Linked DNA regions of Homo sapiens: region 1 is linked to region 2. Evidence: chromatin loops called from intact Hi-C (ENCODE). Cell type or tissue: ascending aorta. All regions are shown on one strand. Links, peaks and the distances in the headings refer to the core of each region. The heading gives the core; the rest is flanking DNA.

Region 1 (8,704 bases), core at 2,524-7,523, 120 kb after region 2:
ACTTGCCCATGTTCAGAAGGTAGCAACAGGATTATCGTGTATCAGAGGTTGACTTTCTTTCAGTGGGAGTTAGGATGAATGGTGTCTTTGTGTCCAATGTTGAGCCCAATGCCTAGAACATAGGAGATCTCAACAAATGTGAATAAATGTGTATGGGAGGATTGATACTGGGATGCTTCAGCCTAACCGGAGGCAGAGCTCACCAGCTGCAACCTGGGTAGACTACCCTGGACTCTGAGCTTTATTTAGGCTCTCTGTCGCTGTCAGTTAACCACGTGTGTGTGTGTCTCACAGGAGCTGGGCTGCACTTGGTTGGTTCATGCCCTTGCATATGAGGAAAGCTGTGGGCTCTTTTTCTCCAGTGGGACAAGGAGCTGTTGCAGAGCCAAGCTTAGCTGGCTGCATGTCCAGGAGAACAGGCAGGCATGGTGGCTCACACCTGTAATCCCAGTACTTCAGGAGACTGAGGTGGGAGGGATTGCTTGAGCCTGAGGGTTGGAGACCAGCCTGGGCAATACCAAGACCTCCTCTCTACTAAAAAGGTAGAAAATAAGCTGGGCATGGTGATGTGCATGTGTAGTCCAGCTACACATGCTTAGGCGGTCAGAGGGCTGCCTAAGCCTTGGAGGTGGAGGTTGCGATGAGCCGAGATCATGCCACTGCACTACAATCTAGGCGACGAAGTGTGACCCTGTCTCCAAAAAAAAAGCAGCCAGCAAGTGGGAAAGCTCTAGCCTTAAAGTGATTCTTACATATCTATTTCTGTCAAGCAGATAAATACAGCAGACATTTTTAATGTGTTTTGTAACTTAATTTTTGTATAATTTCAAACTTACAGAGAAGTTGCAAGAATAGTACAAAGAACACCCAGGTTTACCAGTTCACATTTTGCCTCAATGGCTTTATTTTTTTGCGGGGGGGGAGATGAAGTCTCACTCTGTCACCCAGGCTGGAGTGCAGTGGCACAATCTTGGCTCACTGCAACCTCCATCTCCCAAGTTCAAGTGATTGTCCTGCCTCAGCCTCCTGAGTAGCTGGGATTACAGACGCTCACCGCCACACAAAGCTAATTTTTTTTTTCTTTTTTGAGACAGAGTTTCGCTCTTGTGGCCCAGGCTGGAGTGCAATGGCAGGATCTTGGCTCACTGCAACCTCCACCTTCCAGGTTCAGGTGATTCTCCTGTCTCAGCCTCCCAAGTAGCTGGGATTACAGGCATGCACCACCACGCCTGGCTAATTTTGTATTATTAGTAGAGAGGGTTTCTCCATGTTGGTCAGGCTGGTCTTGAACTCCCGACCTCAGGTGATCCACCTGCATCAGCCTCCCAAAGTGCTGGGATTATAGGTGTGAGCCACTGCACCAGGCCATATATTCTTTATATATATATATATATATATACACACACACACAACTTTTTATATTCAAGAAAGTCTATTACATTTATTCTTTATTTTAACGATTTATTTTTTTTTAATTATTGTTATACTTTAAGTTCTAGGGTACATGTGCACAACGTGCAGGTTTGTTACATATGTATACATGTGCCATGTTGGTGTGCTCCACCTGTTAACTTATCATTTATATTAGGTCTATCTCCTAATGCTATCCCTCCTGCAACCCCATGACAGGCCCCGGTGTGCGATGTTCCCCATCCTGTGTCCCAAGTGTTCTCATTGTTCAGTTCCCACCTATGAGTGAGAACATGCGGTGTTTGGTTTTCTGTCCTTGTGACAGTTTGCTCAGAATGATGGTTTCTAGCTTCATCCATGTCCATACAAAGGACATGAACTCATCCTTTTTTATGGCTGCATAGTATTCCATGGACACACACAACTTTTTTTCTGCTCCACTTGAAGTTAAGTTGGAGATGTGCCCATTTACTCCCAAATATTTCAGTGTTACTTCCAGAACAAGAACATTATTTTATATAACCACAATACAATGATCAAAATCAGGAAATGTAACTGATGTAATACTATGTAATTCAGTCAGTCCTTGGTCACATTTTGGTCACATTCACAAAATGTGAAAAGTCATGGTTGATTTATTTTGTCTTTCAATTTGGGTTTTAGTAGCCGGGACCACAGGTATGGACCACCATGCCTAGCTAATTTTTAAATTTTTTGTAGACATAATACCTCCTGTGTTACCCAGGCTGGCCGTGCACTCCTGGCCTCAAGTGATCCTCCCCGCTCAGCCTCCCAGAGAGCTAGGATTACACTAGTGTGTGAGCCACCACATTCAGCCATGTACTCTTATATCTGTTAATCTGTTAGCCAACCTTTGGCTACCTCCTCCCCCTTCCTCACCTCTAGTAAACACTATTCTAAGCAAATAGATCTTAAAGGAGACCACCCAGAACCTGGTAGACTCCTATACAGCCATTGTCAACAAGACAGTGTGGGACCTCATGGTTGGTCTCCTGCCCAGGACCATCATGCACCTCATGATCAACAATGTTCATGCACTGCCCCATGGGGGCAGGGGGCGACTGTGGCACTGGGGATGGAGGTGGCCATGCTGGCCTGGGAGAGATGCCGACCAGCCCTATGGGACCAGGTCCAGGGAGGGAGGCATGGTCAAGACCAGAGCTGTCCCATAGAAATATAACATGGGACTGGGCACAGTGGCCCATCCCTGTAATCCCAGCACTTTGGGAGGCCAAGGCAGGAGGATCGCTTGAGCACAGGAGTTTGAGACCAGCCTGGGCAACATAGTGAGACCTGGTCTGTACATAAAAATTTTAAAAATGCTGGACTTGGTGGTGGCACATGCCTGTAGTCCTAGCTACTCAACAGGCTGATGTTGGAGGATCACTTTGAGCCCAGGAGGTTGAGGCTGCAATAAGCAGTGATCTCACCCACTGTACTCCAGCCTGGCGACAGAGTGAGATCCTATCTCCAAAAAATTTTTAAAAACCAAGTAGACAGGTGTCCTGGTGGCATGATAGGTCCTGGGTCCCCTTCCAGATCTGTAACCTTGGACAGGTGACTTTTCCTCTGGACCTCAGTGTCCCCATCTGAGTGAGAAAAGGCGGTGGGGAGGCAGATCTTCGAGTCTTAAGTGGTGTAGAAGCTGCGCCTGAAAAGCCGTACTTGGGGCTCCAAGCCCAGCGCACAGTCCTAGCAGGGCCCGGCAGGGCAGCCAGGGCAGCACAGGCATCAGGTTGCACCCTCCTTGCCTCTTTGCCCACTCTCAGACCAAGGAATTCATCTTCTTGGAGCTGCTATCCAACCTGTACTCGCATGGGGACCAGAACACGCTGATGGAGGAGTCTGCAGAGCAGGTACAGCGGGGCGATGAGATGCTGTGCATGCACCATATGCTGACAGAGGTGCTCAGCAGCATCAGCGACATCAACATGATCACCATCAGCATGCCCATGGGGGCCCGTGGATGACTCTTGGCTGCAGGTGCAGAGCATCCTGGCTGGACGCAGGTACCAGGGCCGGCCCCCACGGTCCCAAAGTCCCCCAGCCTCCATGACTGAGCCTGGGGAGTCTTGGAACGGGCTCCATGCCCAAGCTGGCAGATGTGGGTGCTCTCTGGAGCCATCAGAGAGGGCAGAGAGCTTGTGGTTTATGGTGTGGGGGCTGGGAGCTTGGAGGGGGGTGTGTGTTGGGCTGGATTCTGAGGCAGCCAGAGGCCTGGGAACATCATCCTGGGCACGCCGTACCTGTCGTGCAGTCTGAGTCATGCTGCAGGGCAGGTATCCAGCTCCCAGCCTGGGAGTGCCGAGAGCCAAATCCACTCCAGATTAGGGGTGATAGTCAGGGTCCCACTTCCTCTATCTGTCAGCAATCCAGTGGTGATCTAGGATAAAAGCCTGAGAGTCCTATACACACGGTCATCCCACAACACACTTCACAGGCCAGGCAGGGACACACAGACCCCATCTCTCCCTCCCAGATACCATCACAGCTGCTAGTGTGTGACCGAAGGCAGGGTCCCTGGCCCCCGCTGAAGCACTACTGCCAGCCAGTTGGCTCATGCACCTTGGCCTGTTGCTCCTAGAGGTCACCTATGCTATTCAACCAAGGGGACCACAGTGCCTGCTGGCCCAGCTGAGCTCTGTCCAGTGAGCCTGCCCGCCTCTCCTGCCACAGACTCTCCCTCTTCTGCTTTTCCCTGCAGGAAGGGCCCAGCCTCACCTATGTGACCTGCAGTCCCCCAACAAGCTGAGGCTCCCCTCTTAGACTTATAAGTCTATGGCCAGTGGCATCTGGCTGCCTGCCCTCCCTGCCTCCCCCAGGGTCCTCTCAGAGGGTTCTGGGCTTTCTGATGGCCCAAAGGGGCCTCCAGTGCTCACTCCAACCATCCATCCCTTTTAGCTTCATCATCCTGGTTCAAGCAGTGTTCCTTCCCTATCAGGCCTGGTGGCTGTTGCTTGGGGCTCCCCAAGGCGAGGGGTGGCCCTGGGCCAGTGGGTTGGAAGACAGGGTGACCAGAGAAAAGGGAAGCCTGACGGGGCTGAGCATTGGTCTGAACTGTGGGTGCACTGCCTGGATGCCATGGGAGAGGCGTGTGTGGGGTGGGGAGGGCCGCTGCAGCCCCCAGGCACTACCTGTGAAGCTCCGGCTTCCCCCTCCATCCTCCTCCCCTTTCCCTTCCAGCCCCTTTTCCAGGAACCTTACTACACACCCGCACCTGTGCCCTCCCGTCCCCAGCCCTCCCACAGCTGCTGTGTCACTCCCATGCTCTGCACTTGCCTCACCAGCAATCCGCTTGCTTTTCTCTCTCCTGTTTTCTCTCTGCTTTCTCTCCACTTGCCAGCTGATCGGGTCAGGCAAGTCCATCCCGTCCTGAGAGCCCCAGGCCCCACTTTGACCTCTAAACAGATCCCTCCTCTACTTGGAGACTTCCCTTTCCAAGCCTGCCTGAGCAGGTGTACTATGACTTGACAGTGGCTCTCCAGCCCCAAAGCCAGCCCTCTTCATCTGTGACTTAGTCTGTTGTAGTGGTGAGCTGACACATCCAGGTGTGACCGTTGCTGAAAACTTGTGCCCCCTCTGTGGTATGCCCCTGCCCTGTTCTATAAATAGCTATATATATATATGCAGTTACACATGGCCGACCGCCTCGCCTCTAGCACTAAGAATAAGTCCCTGTGCTGTCCTTTTGGAGTCTTGTGGTCCAGCAAGAGAAAGCTGTCCCCTGACATCGCCCCTCCAAAGTGTGCCACCTCCAGTGAGACTCCCTGTCATGCCCAGCCTGTGGACAGCCAGCCCCCGCCATCCCTCCCACCCTCCACCAAGCATGGGGGTGCTGTGCAGGCAGCCATGTGGCCTGACAGTCTCTACCAGTCCTGCTGTCCCTCGGCTGAGAATCAAACCCATTTCCGGATGACGGAGAATGTGTCCTCTGCTGGCTGTGTTCTCTGTGGAGCTCAGGGGAGGGGAAAGGCCAAGCCATGTTTAGGTGCTGTTGGGAGCAAGTGAAAAGACCACATCCTTTCCAAGGGACACTTTTCCTGGAAAGTCCCTGGAGCTTAGCTGGCTTTTATCCTGTGAAGCCAGCTCCGGCCACTAGGGGTCAGGGTCATGATCTCAGCCTGGAGGGAGACTGAGGGGCAGCCGGCATTCTGGAGGGACAGACAGAACAGGCCACCCAGTGCAGACAGGAGAAGGAGGCAAGGGGACGGAAGGGAAGATGCCTGGGGTGGATGGAAGTCAGTGCCCTTGGGTGCTGGTATCTGACTTCCCGGCCACTGCTAGATCAGGCTTCTGAGCCTGTTGGCTGTCAGGGCCGTACTGTGCTCCATAGGTGCTATGGCAGTCCCCATGAAATCCACCAGGTGTCACCAGGCAGCATACAGGTAACAGGCCTGGAAGGTCCCCAACAGCCCAGCTGGACATGCTCAGACACTCTGGGGCTCCTCATTCAGTGGGACAAACTCCAGGACCCAGTGAAGGAAACGGGAACACACCAGGCTGAGCAGTATGGCTAAATCCATTTATTCCAAAATGAAAAGCAAAATAAACAGGAGTCGCATCACCAAGGGAGCCACGACCCCATCCCCGCCTCCTTCCTATGTCCTATGCTAGCAATAAATACGTTTCCCAGATGCAAATAATTATTAGATCCTCCTCCCTATATGCCAGCTCCAACCTCCACTAGGTACGATACAGGGGCAGCCCCACTCCCCAGAATATACAAAATGTTACGCAGATACAATATATACACTGGGGAAGGGGGGGTCACCCCAGCAGCCCATGCCCTTGCCTGGTCTACTGTTAGCCCCACTGTCCTGCCTCAGCTGCCTCTCTGAATAAGAAGATGGGAGCTCCCCTGAGGGAAAAGTTGCTTTGGCAAGAGTAGAGAGGCCATCAGGCCTACTCCAAACAAACCAACTCCACCAGCCTCTGGCTCTTAAATAACAAGCATCATCGTCCAGAAATTTAAGGACTCAGCCCTGGTCAAGGTGGCAAAGGGTCTGTCTCCCCCCATTAGACAGGGGTCTTGCTACCCTAAAGGTAAAGAGGTGACTGGGAAGGGGTGGTAGGGACATGGTGGGGGCGGAGAGTCCAGACCCACTTCTCCAGGCTTATGCTGGAAGGGGCCTGCTTTTATTTATTTTTATTTATATCCCGTGACTTTTTTTAATCCCATAACTTCTTTTCCATAACTTTTTAAATAACTTTTCATACAATTTTTTCTACTTTTTTTGACACACTTTTCCACATTTTTTATCCCGTAACTCTTTCATCCCATAACTTTGTTTGTTCTTTTAATAAACACACTTACATAGTTACAATTTTGTAACAATAAAAACAGATTATCTCATGCCAAGCATGCCCATTATTTGCATGCTATAGTATTTAATACTGTAGTTTTCAAGACACACGAAATTTTAAGGCAAAAACAGCACTTTGCAACAATTTAATAATTTATTACATTACAGTAACATCACAGCAGTCAACAATGCCACTTTAGGCAAAAGTCAGTATTTCCATTATACATTCTGTTTGTAAGAATTCATAAATAGGTAAAAGTCATTCTAAGAAAACTTGGCAAATAAAGCTTTGGACTGGAATTGGCATTTCTTTCTCTACTTTTCCTTCCCCTGGTTTCTTTCTTTTAAACTGCAGTATTCATATTTAAAATGTTTTAACTTATTTCAAAACAATAAGATAGCAGTTACATTTTTTAATAGTTATATTATTTTAAAATGACAGATACAGTTTTAGAGAAATTATATTATGGATAGGGCTGATTTACATTTTCACATTTTCAAAAAATCATCTTTGGTTTTAGAACTGATTTTTTTCATTTCGAGAAAACCTATCTGGTTTAATCAAATACTTTAAAAATAATTATTATATATTGCCATCTTTAGATAGGTATTTTGATTCTTTACTTCCTACAGAAATTCACATTTATTCAGTTGAACTCATATTTTAAAATTCTGTTTCTGATGAACTCTAACCTTCTAATGTTGCCTTCTAAGCAAATTGAAAGCTGCCTTATACTGAATGAGGAAGAGAACAAATACTTGGCTGAATGAGGTACTGCAAAAGACTGCATGCACTTTGAAGGAAGACTTAAGTTATTGTCACATGATTTCCATTCTTTTTAGCTTTTTCTTAAACATATGACAAAATACCTACATGAAGAGTGGTATTTCAGTTAATATAGTACATTTATTTTTCAGACTGACGTTCAGCTTAAATATGCCCGTATGTGATTTAATCCATAGGTACCTGATGAACACATTATTGTCAGATTGGTTACAGATGCTAAACGCTATCCGAAGGTCATTCCTAGTCATTTATACGTGTCAGGGTAAAAGTGAAGTGATTTGAACTATAAAAATACCTTTGAAATAATTTATCAATGTATTCGGTAAACCCAGTTTCAGAATGATAAAGAAAAACTGTTAGATCAAATAATGTGGCTAATTAACAGTGGTATGACTTCTAGCCTGAGGGTTTAAAATGGACTTAAAGGAACTGTCTTTAAACCGAACTCAAAGAATGCAAAAGCAGCAAGTTCAGAAAATAAAAGGCAAGAACAGGACCTTAAGTCCATTTTAAACCCTTGGGCTGGAAATCCTACCACTGTTAATTAGCCACATTGCTTGGTCTAACAGTTTTTCTTTATCATTCTGAAACTGAGTTTCTCTAATACATTGATAAATTCATACAATTTGGAAGAGTCAGTTGAAGTCACAAGGGCTCAATATTTGCAATCTTTAAGTGAATGCAGGCAATTCTCTTATTCAATCTGTAAAATCGTATTATTGATCTCCTATTAATGTCATATTTATAAAAGTATCATGAGGATGCCCAATGCTAAAAGTGGAGATGGTCTAGTAACTAGAAATGCCCACCCCAGGGAGTGCAGATACATCTCTCCCTACATCCTAATGATATGATGTATTTTGGAACACAGACATTAGAACTTCATGAAGTTTTAGCTGTTGATTGTTCCCCAAGCATCCTCCAGTTATGATATAGGCAACATATGACTGAAATAATTCATTGATCATGCACATTAACATAAATATTACACAAAATATGCCTCTAACTGAAACCAAAAGGTATAAAAACATATTTCACTCTTCGTAAAGAACTTTGTGAGGAAATATAACTCCGTGATTGTATAGACACTTTCCTCATGACACTTTGACATTCACAAACAGTAGATTGCGCTGCAGTTTGTAAACATTTTAAGTTGCATAAACTGCTCCTTGATTTTCAAATG
Region 2 (11,924 bases), core at 2,671-7,670:
CCAGAGTTGCTATACTTCACATCAATAATATTTCTAGCAGCTTTATTCATAATAGTCCCCGAAGTGGAAAGAATTCAAATTCCAATCAATAGGAGAATGCAGAAATAAATTATGGTGTATCTACACAATGGAATACTACTTAGCAATACAAAGGAACAAACTACTCCTACATGCCAACAACATGGATGGATCTAACAGGTATGTTGAATGAAAGAAACCAAAAATTATATGAAGTCTAGAACAGGTTAAATGAATCTGTAATGAAAAGCAGTAAGGTAACGGTACCTTGAGGAGGGAGGTATAAAGTGGGAAGGGGCAGGAAGGAACCCAGTGGGGGTTCTGGAGAGATTCTATGCCTCCATGCGGGTGGTGGTTACCTCGGTATACACTTAAGATTTGTGTACTGTGGCCGGGCGTGGTGGCTCACGCCTGTAATCCCAGCACTTTGGGAGGCCAAGACAGGTGGATCACAAGGTCAAGAGATCCAGACCATCCTGGCTAACAGGGTGAAACCCCGTCTCTACTAAAAATACAAAAAATTAGCCGGGCGTGGTGGCGGGCGCCTGTAGTCCCAGCTACTCAGGAGGCTGAGGCAGGAGAATGGCATGAACCCAGGAGGCAGAGCTTTCAATGAGCCGAGATCTCGCCACTGCACTCCAGCCTGGGCGACAGAGCGAGACTCCATCTCAAAATAAATAAATAAATAAATAAATAAATAAAAAAGATTTGTGCACTCTATGCATTGCCTTCTCTCCATTAAAAGATATGAAACATAAAAGCACACACCAAAGTAGCTGAATCAGTTTACGCCCTCACTAGCAGTGATCCTGCTACTGGGACAGTGAAAGTTGATCATTTTTTTCCATTTGAAAAGTGTGGCACGGCATCTGATTGTGGTTTCATTTGCATTTCCCTGGTTACTGATGAGGGTGGGCATCTACTGATGTTTCTTGGCCATTTGGATTTTCACTTGTGTCAACTGCCCATTCTCATCTTTTGCCCATTTTTCTGTGGAGTTGTGTTTTTTCCTCATTGATTACAGAACTTCTTACATAGTCTGGAAACTAGTTCTTTGTAAATACATGGATTGGAGATACCTTCTTCCAGTCTATGGCTTGTCTTTTCAAGCTTTAAACAATATCTTTAGCTGGGCGGTGGCTCACGCCTAATCCCAACACTTTGGGAGGCCGAGGCGGGCGGATCACGAGGTCAGGAGTTCGAGACCAGCCTGGGCAACATGGTGAAACCCCGTCTCCACTAAAAATACAAAAATTAGCCGGGTGCGGTGGCAGGTGTCTGTAATCCCAGCTACTCTGGAGGCTGAGGCAGAAGAATTGCTTGAACCCGGGAGGCTGAGATTGCAGTGAGCCGAGATCGTGCCACTGCACTCCAGCCTGGGCGACAGAGCAAGACTCCACCTCAAAACAAACAAACAAACTCTTTTAGTAAACCAAAGTTTTTAATTCCAGTGTGGTCAAATGTATTGTCTTCCTTTATATCCTGTGCTTATTGTTCCAATCTTATTTTTCCAAGTTTACAAAATTCATCCACGGGCTGAGGTAAAAAAAAATTCTCCTATATTTTCTTCTGAAAAAATTCTAAGTAAAGCTTTTCAGAATTGTATTTTTAACTTACTTTTGTGTACGATGAAAGGTGGGGCCAATCCACTCTTTCTTTTTTTTTTTTTTTTGAGATGGAGTCTCGCTCTGTCACCCAGGATGTAGTGCAGTGGTGAGATCTCGGATCACTGCAAGCTCCGCCTCCTGGGTTCATGCCATTCTCCTGCCTCAGCCTCCCAAGTAGCTGGGACCACAGGCGCCCACCACCATGCCCAGCTAATTTTTTGTGTGTATTTTTAGTAGAGACGGGGTTTCACCATGTTAGCCAGGATGGTCTCGATCTCCTGACCTCATGATCTGCCTGCCTAGGCCTCCCAAAGTGCTGGGATTACAGGCATGAGCCACCGCGCCTGGCCCCAATCCACTTTTTTATCCCACTTAAAAGGAACTTGAAAAAACAAAGAACATGGTTTCTTCTGTACAGAGCTTGGCAAAACTTGAGCAGAGACTGTGTGTGTCTACCTTGTGGTCTTGAGTTCCTGAGTGAATTCCTTTTCTTATCTTTTGCAACCAGGAAATTATTTTCTCCCATCAAACTTCTCTCTTCTTTTAGCTCTCTGCCTCCTGCAGAAGCACTGAACACTTGAGCATATAAAAGACTATAGGGTCCCTCCTGTTTCCCTAGTACACATATTTAAAATGTAGTCCAGCTAATTATATAGTTGGACTTAAAATCAGTATTGTAAGTCTGGGGCTTGACTGCAGAGACAGTGCCAGGCATAGCTGGGCTCAAAGGCTGTTTGTTGACTGGGAGAATAGATAATGCTGCCTATTTGTTTCTGCTGCTTCTGCCAGTGACCAGCTGTGGGGACTTGACCAAGTCATTTAATAAATTCACCTCTGTCACTTTCCACACCCTGCCCTGTGGATTATGGTCACCTTCAGAGGGACTGTTCTTCCTGTATGACCTGCAGGCCTAGCCAAGTCCAGGTAGGGAACAAGGACTTGCCCACACCTGAGGTCATGACTGCATTTGGTCAAAGTTACCTCTTCTCTCAACATCTGCAGTCAGCTCTGGGGTCATTCACAGATAAGCACACACATAAGCATGCTGGAAGTTTTATTCTCACCTGGTTAAGACTTCAGGCTCTGAAACCAGAAGACTGCCTTGGTTTGAGTCTTTGCTCTCACACTTTTAGCTGGGAGTCTTTTGGCAAGTTACTTAACTTCTTTGAGCTTCAGTCTCATCTGCAAAATGAGATAACATAGGTAAAGCACTCAAAACTTTCCCACGCGCACAGTAAGTGGTCAGTGAAGACGAGCTATTATTATTACCTGCAACAGAAAGTTTAGGGAGAGAGATTTTAGGCAGCAGAAGTTTCTGTTCCAAGTCTCTTGAAAGATGCCTTCATTTTCTTATGGTTGACAGTTTTGAAATATGACAGGGCCTCCAGACACCCGCTCCCTTGGGCACTATTCTGGGTTTCAGGTTCTTATCTTGCTCAGCTTTTGGGTCAGAGAGGAGGAAACGATGTCAGGGATCACAAACTGGCAGCCGGTGAGCTGCATGGGGCCCCTGGACATGCTGGGCTTGGCTCTTTTCATTTGAATTAATAACCAACATTAAAATTCACATTCAAGATTTCACTTAAAAAAGTACTTCCAGCTTTTCTTGAAAGATGACTGGGCTGGGACCTCGTTTCTACATGGTGCCCACCAGCTAACAGCCCTTTTGGGTGTGCCTTGGGCCTTCAGTGCTGTCGCCCACCCTCACTTGGCTCCTGTGCTGTAGGCATCTGGGTGTGCCACCCTATCAGAAGCAGCCATCCTACGCTGCTTGTGGGCCAGGACAAGACTCAAGTAGGCTACTCCTGGAGAAAGCATGGCTCAAGAGGTAGGGGTCCCAGCGAAGTTGCTCCTGCCTTGTCCCTGTAGTCATCACCCTTTCTGCCCATGACCTCAGCAACCCAAAGAAGCTCCTGTAAGTAGACCAAGTGGATGGAGACTGGCCAACTCCCACTGTCACTCACCCCCTCGTGGACTTCTACTCTTATGCTCACCACCCTTCCCCCCTTAATCCTTCTGAAACACTAGACTATAATATCAGCTTCCTCTTTCTCCATCACCTCAGGCAGAAACTGACAGTTACCTGTCCCTCTCCCCTTAGCCATTAGATCAAGCCCAGGAAGACGGCAGCACCATCCTTCCTAAGTGCCAGGAGAGGACCGGAGCATAGTTAGTGCTTATTAAATAGTATCATGATAACATGACACATGTAAAACACTTAGCAATGTTCAATAAACTCTGGTCCCTTTCCTCCCCACTCCAGTCCCTTGTTTTCCCCCTTTTCTGTCCAACCTCTTCTATGTCTCCAGCAACACCTTAAAACAGACCCGACAACTGCCAACCCCTTTTACAATTCTCTAATAGTTTTCCTGCTGTCTGCAGAATAAAGGCCCCTTACAAACCGGGCCCAGGCTTCCCTCCGGCGGTATCAGGTCGCATCATCCTCAGTCCTGGTCAGAGGGAGCCGCTCGGTGCCGTCCTCCCTCTCTGCCTTTGCTTGATCTTCCGCCTGGAATGCCATCTCCGACTCTGCGTTTGCCTGGGGTTTCCGGTCCGCCCCTGCGCCAGGTGCCCTAGGACGCCTGCCCTGGAGCCCTCGCCCTATCCCTTGCCCTATTTCTGTGAAACTTTCTATCTCAGTGTGTCAGGAGCGCCGGAAGCGGTTTCTCCGGAGAACTCCGGTCCAAAGAGGACCAGTGATGTCTTTGGAACTTTCTGGAACTTCCTGACTCTCGCGGCCCCCTCTGCAGCGCACGGAGCAGAGGGTCTAAAGTGAGTGCGCCTCCTGGAGCCCAGGGGCTACAGTTCCGACCAAGGATGCCAGGGCAGGCTCTCGCCCTGGAGAGATCACTGGAAGAGAAGGAGCGCGGACACGAGGCTCTACTGACGAAGCGATCGCCGCCGCTCGCAGGGGCTTGTAAATCGTGCCCTCTTTCGTTAAGAGGGAAACTGAGGCCCAGGGCAGACAGTGACTCGGCAAGGGTCACTTAGGTGATGGCGCGCTCAGGCTTAGGTCTCTGGCCCCCCAGGGGGCAGCTGTGGCTAGCAGCGGCGGCAGTCCCCGCCGGGTTCCGGGTGGGCGGCGGAGCCCTCCTCGGCTCGGCCTGCTAGGAGGGGCGGGGCGCGAGGGGGCGGAGGCGAGGGCCCGGGCGGGGCCGACACAGGTGCTCCGCATCCGGCCGGGGGGCGGCTCCGAGGAGCGGCTCGTAGGAGCTTCATAAGCTGCCGGGGTGCGGGGCTGCGCGCGGCCCGCTGCAAAAATAGTGCCCACGTGCGTGCGCGTCTCTCGCCCGCCGGCTGGCCGGTCAGCCCGTCAGCCCCGCAGGGCCACACCGGCCCCATGGCGTTCCCGCTGGTAAGAGCCACCCGCCGCTCGCCTGGGCGGGGCCGCGTCCCGGCCGCAGTAGCTAACGGTCCGCGCGCAGCCGGGTCCGGCGCCGCGGTACCCCCATCCCCCGCCCCGTGCGGGCGAGTCCCGGGCGGGGCGCGGTCACGTGCCCGCGGGCGTGGGGCCTCGTGGAGGGGTGGAGGGCGAGGGGGGCAGGGAGCCTCCTCGTGACTCAGGGCCTTTGGGCTTAAAGGCGCCGCAGCCCTGCGGGGGCGGCCGGTGGGGCCTCCGAGCCGCACTGCGGCCTCCAGGCGGCCTCGAGCGTCTGTCCAGACGGGAGCTGACCGGACATAAAGGAGCACCGGCGCCCGGAACGTTTCTTTCTCACACTGCCGTCGCACGGGAGACCCGAAGCCGCTGGCGCTGGAAGCTCACGCCCCCTGCGGGTCTCTTTAGCACCCGGCGCGCGGTGGGGGCGCCCGGGCGGGACGGGGCGGGGCTGCTGACGGCGTAGACCCCGTGCTCTGTGGAGAGCCCCACGACGGCGGCGGTCGCGGCACCTTTAAGGTGGAGGGCTCAAGCCCCTCGTGCGGCTTCCCAATCCTGGGCAGGTCACGTGGCTTCACACCTTCGCTTGGCGCCGGAGAGGGAGTCTCGGGGGCGGGGCTGGCCAGGTAGTGTGGCGCGAGGGCGGAAGACTGGCGGGGCTTCGTGCCCGGGAGACCCGCCGGGCTGGCGGCATTGAGGTGGGTCCTGGTCATGGGCGGGAGAGGGTTAGGCTTGCAGGCCGCGGAGGTGGCGTAGGCGGGGAGCGACCCGAGCCCACTCTGGGCTGTGCTGTTCGGACCCTCAGCCTGGCGAGTGGGTGCATGTGGCCTGGCGTTCTGGTCATTCTCCTCAGTGCCGGACGAGGCCAGGTGCCCAGACTCAGGGGCGGCCTCAGGTTTGGCGGAGCAGCGGCTGGGGCCCTGGACGAGTCGCCCCCCGTGATGACGAGCGGTTGGGCGGGCCTGTGCCCGCCTGGAGTCACCTGAGTGTGGGGGGACTCACCCACAAAGGGGTCCTCACCTTGGGGTGTCCCACCCGGCGTCATTCCCCGAGGCTTTTTCATGTCATGGGTTCCTCAGCGGTCGAGTCGACCGAGGCTTTGCTGCCTCATTCCTAGAGGACCCAGGGAGACCAGAAGGCTCTGTGAGCGGCCCCGCGTTGACCCCGTGACCGAGAAAAGCCAGGCAGACGCCTGGGCTCTTGGGCGCTTTCGTGGGCGCGCGCTTATTTTTCGGGGGCACTTTGCTCCCTGCAGCCCTGGCCCCTTGCACCGTGCTCTCAGCTGGGGGAAGAGAGTCGGGAGCCGAATTCGCTCTTAGAAGCCGGGGTGCCTCCCGCCAGGCCCGCCTGGGAGGAGGCCGCGTCTCTCCTCCCCCGCCCCGCGCCTGCAGCCCCGGCCCTGACTGACGCCGCATTTCTCTGGCAACCGCTTCCCTTGGTCTCCCTGGCTACCGCCCAGCCTCCCCGCGCTCTCTCCTGGCACCTGAGTCAACTACTGGGCTGTGTCGTTGGTGGGGAAGAGGGGCAAGTGGGTGGGGTTCCTATTCTGGAAGGCACAGGTGCACCGCCCGCCTCTTGGCTGCCCCTCAGGTGACGGTGCGGTCCCTTGCTAGCGGGAAGAGTGTCTGCTAAGGACAGTTTGCACCCTGAGGCTCATGTTCCCTTTGAGTCTAGGGACACATGCTGGGTTAAAAAATAAAAATAAATTCAAACAGGACCCAACCTTGGAAACCTCAAGTTGGTGATTGTTTTCCTGGTTGGTTTTTTGCATAGTTAGAAAAGCTTGTGGAGCTCAATGGGGCTGCTGGCTGTCGGAAAACCCTGGGGACGGTGTTTTGGGGACTCATCACTGGTCTTTTATTTGTCCCCATTGAGCTGGCTTGGAGCTGAACTGTATTCCCAGAGCACGTTGCTGTAGGAGTTTGGCTTTTTATTTTTTAATATTTATTTATTTATTTATTTATTTTGAGAGGGAGTCTTGCCCTGTCACCCAGGCTGGAATGCAGTCTCGCGATCTTGGCTCACTGCAGCCTCCGCCTCCCGGGTTCAAGCGATTCTCCTGCCTCAGCCTCCTGTGTAGCTAGGATTACAAGCTCGTGCCACCACGCGCGGCTGATTTTTGTATTTTTAGTAGAGATGGGGTTTCAGCATGTTAGCCAGGATGGTCTCGAACTCCTGACCTCGTGATCCGCCCACCTCGGCCTCCCAAAGGGCTGGAATTACAGGCGTGAGCCCCCTTGCCTGGCTGAGTTTCGCTTTTTAAATTTTTTGTCACGGCGATTTAAACTTTGGGTGGCCTGGTAGTGCCTGCTCAGTTTATAGAAGTAGGATTTGGAAGTTGACTACTCTGTGTGTAAGTCAACCTTTGTAATAAAAAAGTACGGCCCGGCCCCATGACTCACGCCTTTAATCCCAGCACTTTGGGAGGCCCAGGCGGGCAGATCACCTGAGGTCAGAAGTTCAAGACCAGCCTGGCCAACAAGGTGAATTCCCGTCTCTCCTAAAAATACAAAAATTAGCCGGGCATGGTGGTGGGCGCCTATAATCGAAGCTACTTGGGAGGCTGAGGCAGGAGAATCGCTTAAACCCAGGAAGTGGAAGTTGCAGTGAGCCGAGATCAGCCACTGCACTCCAGCCTGAACGACAGAGCGAGACTTCGTCTCAAAAAACAAAACAAAACTTGGTTTCCCCCCTCCGAACCGTTTGTCTTGTAAACAACTCCCTGGTCTAGGCTCCCATGTGTGGGAGGGAGGTTGTGCCAGCCTGTGCAGCACATCAGAGGTTGGAGAGCTGATGCCTGTGGTGAATAATCATGGAACCGTTTGCAGTTTGGGTTAGGCCATAGGCGTTTGATACAGGAATGGTTCTATGTGCTTTTCTTTCGCTGTAGTGCACAAACCAGTGCCCATGAAGTAAAAAGTGGAGGAGGAAGATAAAGTAGTAAGACTCCAGGCTCAGCACCAAACTTAACTAGTGACCAAATGATAATAGCTGCCTTAATAAGCATTTTCACTGAGCACAACCATTAGTTTTATTCTTAGTCTTTAAAATGGGTTGCAAACTCAAACCCTATAGGGGCCAGAGGTAACATAAATGAGCAAAGGAGGAGGAAAGAAAGGTAATGGCTTCTGAACTACAGAGTATGTGCCTCTTTGAAAGGAGCAGCCACTAGCTGATTGTTGCTCAGCAAAAATGTGGGCCCAGAGTCGGTGGATCTTTGACTTGCTTCTAAACTGGCTATCTCTATTTTGATGGATCTCCTGACTTTTAAATGTAGCATTAAAAAAATTTTAAACACTATAGACCAAATGTAACATGTCTTTAATGTTGGATTCAACCTGAAGGCTAGTTTGGAATCTGTCTTAAAACATCCGTTTTGGATTTCCCCGCTGTTTTGCAGAAAAGGAAACAGGCTTTAGAAATCAAGTCACAAGGCTGTTAAGTGATGGAATTGTGTGAACCTAGGTCCTTCTGGTGCCGTAGCCCAGCCTATTATGTGTGTTCTGTTATGTCAAAGGATCAAGGGGTTATTGGTGGCGTACATTCTAGAAAAAAGGTGGTGGTCTGGGAGCTGGTCACATTTATAGGCAAAGTGAACCTTAACTGCATTGGCAGGAATCCCAGTTGCTGTAGAAGTCAGTGTGGGTCTTCTGAGTGTTAGTACAGCAGTGCTGATGTTAGGAGGAATGTGCTGTGTCTATCATTCCACAATGTATGTCAGAGCAGTTAGCTGATCCTGAGAGCCGGAGGTCTGGGGAAGGCAGGCTCCTCCCACTGTGGGGGTGACCCTCCCAACCCTCTGCACAAAAGGCTCCTTTTTTTCAGGACAGTTAAAATTTCAGTACTAACTTTTTCTGTCTGAGGCAAGGCAAATTTGAAATTATATAATTGTTTTAAGACCTGTAAAAGTAACATGGAGCTTACTAAATCTCACCTTGTCTGTCTTAGCTAAGATTCCCATAATGCTGTCTCTTAGATTTCCAGGAAGAATTAATAAAGGTTAAAAAAAATTTTTTTAAAGCAGTCTGTGGTAAAATCTGAGATAAGCTCCCGGGGCATAAAATAGCCCTGCCCCAGAAATGAGGGGCTGGGGTTTCAATTCTGGATAAAACTTAGAATCCCAGCATTGTACACAGCCACACTTACGGATGTAAAGGGGTATGTACATTTTTTTTTTCCTATATTTCATTTTCAAGGATTTTTTTTTTTTGAGATGGAGACTCTGTTGCCCAAGCTGGAGTGCAGTGGCACAATCTCGGCTCACTGCAACCTCCGCCTCTGGGGTTCAAGCAATTCTTCTGCCTCAGCCTCCCAAGTAGTGGGGACTATAGGCACGCGCCACCACGCCCGGCTAATTTTTGTATTTTTACTAAGATGGGGTTTCACCATATTGGCCAGGCTGGTCTCGAACTCCTGACCTCGTGATCTGTCCGCCTCAGCCTCCCACAGTGCTGGGATTACAGGTGTGAGCCACCGTGCCCAGCCTCATTCCCAAGGATTTAAAGGAGTAAAAAGCATATTCAGAGCTTTTGCCAAAGAATTTTTTTCTGTGAGAATGTAAACTCAGACACAAGCTAGATAGCTTTCTTACCTGTATCCTGGAAAGTTTTTGGAAAGATGAAAACTTTAAAATGTTACCTGCCTCTAGCTGCTTCTTAGCAACCTTTACCAGCAAGGCACTCAGCTATGAGTTCAGTGTTTGTGGATTTGGGGGTGTGGAGTGTGCTGGGGAGGGGAAGGGTGAGGTGACTAAAGTAGCTCTCTGCTGGTGTTATTTTTGCATTTATAACGTTAGGTGTTGTCTGTGCAGGCTTTCTCATTCATTGGTTTCAGGTCCCTTAGCTAAATGATTATTTTCTAAAGTTATGTTTATTTTAAGGGAAAATTAGAGTATTAGTACTTTTGGCTTACAGTTTGAGACAGAAATGCACACCAAACCTAAATATTAATGTTTACACTGTTTTTAGTAGCTAGTATTGGAGGCAGTAAAAGAATCATGGGATCAAATAACAAATTATTTTCTCTGCTATGGAGAAGTTGTGCTAATCTCATCCTGTTCTGCAAATGTGCTTTTCCTAGGCGGTATATAAACTGTACTGACTCTGGGGAGAATTTGCCAGAAAGCCCCTGAGGCTAAAGGGTAGGACGTGGTTTGCACCTAGAAGTTATGGTAGAGGGGGTTATGTAAGAATTTTGCTTCTCTTGTTTGAATTAAGACCCAGAAGCACTGATTGCACCCTTTACCGTTTCTTAAGCCTTTTAAGATTTTATTATTAAGGTTTTTTTTGAGACAAGGTCTCACTGTGTCACCCAGGCTGGCGGGCAGTGGTGCAATCACAGCTTACTGCAGCCTCAAAGCTCCCTGGCTTAAGGGATCCTTCAGCCTCAGCCTCCGAAGTAGCTAGGACTACAGCCATTCAACATGTTTGGCTACTTTTTAAAAAATTTTTTCTTTGAGATGGGGTTTCACTATGTTGGCCAGGCTTATCCTCGGCTCAAGCCATCCTCCTGCCTCAGCCTCCCAGAGTATTGGGATTACAGGTATGAGCCACCATGCAGGCTCTTAAAGCTTTTTGGTCACCATGAACTTTGCTTCCTTTGCACCCAACATTGCAGTTTTGGAAATGCCCTTAGTTTTTTCCTGCCGTTGTTGCAGCCTGCTTTAGAGCGTCTCATCTTCTGTGAGCACAGATTCCGTAGAAAGTTTTTATGTTGAAGATAGGACCTGCCCCAACAGTGCATTTCTCAATTATAGTAAACTAGCTGAAAAAGATTGAACTAAAACATGTATGATGTAATATTTCATATTTTCATAGGAAAATTATCTGACTTGCTGTAAAAAGTTAGTATCCAAATTTCAGAGTGCTAAATTCACATTGTAGATGTAATTTCCAATGAATTTTATTAGGTGTCATTTTAAAGCCCAATGTTAGGGATTATTTTGCCACCCTAATATATAATGTGGTTTTGATTAACTTGGACCTGGGAGGATTCCTGACTGACTGGGGTTGAGCTTTACTTTCAGTAGTTCAGGAGAACACTTAGGCATGGATAACCTTTGAATTCTTTTTTTTTTTTTTTGTATTCTTGAATGGTGGAACAGTCCTTTTAAATTATAGTGAGTTAACACTCTTTGTTTTGATTTATTTAAGGCATTCGTGATGAGTTCCCCTGAGGTAACAGGAGAATCCCCAGAGGGCAGGTCTAAAGGTTGGTTTGTATGCTAAAAACGGGTCTTGGTTGCAAGTAGCTATTGATTTTAGGAGTAACTTGACTAAGAGTGTTACTTGTTTCTTTATTCTTGGCCAGCATAATATGCTGCTTTATGTACCATCCTGACAGATTTAGCCCCACTTCCTACAATCCCCTTTGATAAAAGTGTGGGAGTAGCTCTCCTCTGTTGGAAGAGAACAGTTACTGTGAAGGGCAGGTTGGTTTTTTTGTGTCTTTTTACAGAACACTTAATCTCTTACTACTTAACACCTGTGCTCTCTGCATTCTGGCTTTGTGCTCCTGGGTTCTGGCCCTGACACCATCTGTCTGTCTCCCATGTGTCTGCCCTTTCTCCTGAGGCTTTTTGTTTTTGTTTTTGTTTTTTTTTAAAGCTGTAATCTTGGAATTGTTGTGAAGCTCAAAAGGTGTTAGAGACCTGTCTCCTACATATAACTTGGAGTTGACACCAAAGCCAGATATAATCTCTGACATCCTCTTTTCATGGACTAGGAGAATTAAGTTTAGAATGGAAAGTGATTACCCTAATTTTATACTGTGAGCAGGGAATAGAGACAGAACTTGAACCCACGTTTTCTCATTTCTAGACTAGTACTATTTGTAAAATTCATACACTCTTACCTCTGCTGTGTTGGTCTCTTATTGTACTTGAAATGTCCATTTGGTTTGTAAGACTATGGCTTCCTTTTTTT

What was found. Hi-C counts contacts between places; a loop is a spot of excess contacts. Peaks named below come from ENCODE experiments on the same cell type or tissue, not always from the same donor. Only the 100,000 strongest peaks of a DNase experiment are listed, where the experiment ranks them.
Region 1: it touches region 2 in a loop (15-fold over the local background); 16 of 110 quality-filtered maps call a loop at or near these places.

The regions. Positions count from the first base shown.
Region 1 is chr15:82,527,783-82,536,486 of GRCh38, reverse strand. It overlaps the pseudogene DNM1P38. Among named protein-coding and RNA genes, the nearest start is that of RPS17, 8.3 kb to the left of the region's middle. In ascending aorta, for the core only: a CTCF peak has its summit at 5,541 (motif pointing right); DNase peaks (open chromatin) are centred at 3,456, 5,536 and 5,746.
Region 2 is chr15:82,640,912-82,652,835 of GRCh38, reverse strand. It overlaps CPEB1 (cytoplasmic polyadenylation element binding protein 1), which reads left to right and starts at 5,473. Exons shown (of 13, transcript NM_001365242.1): 1 at 5,473-5,699. It overlaps CPEB1-AS1 (CPEB1 antisense RNA 1), which reads right to left and starts at 5,066. Exons shown (of 4, transcript NR_046096.1): 1 at 4,028-5,066; 2 at 2,895-3,065; 3 at 2,690-2,807. RefSeq lists a silencer at 4,684-5,253. In ascending aorta, for the core only: no CTCF peak of the experiment used is centred there; DNase peaks (open chromatin) are centred at 4,444, 4,749, 5,227 and 5,866; H3K4me3 peaks cover 2,954 bases; H3K27ac peaks cover 1,498 bases.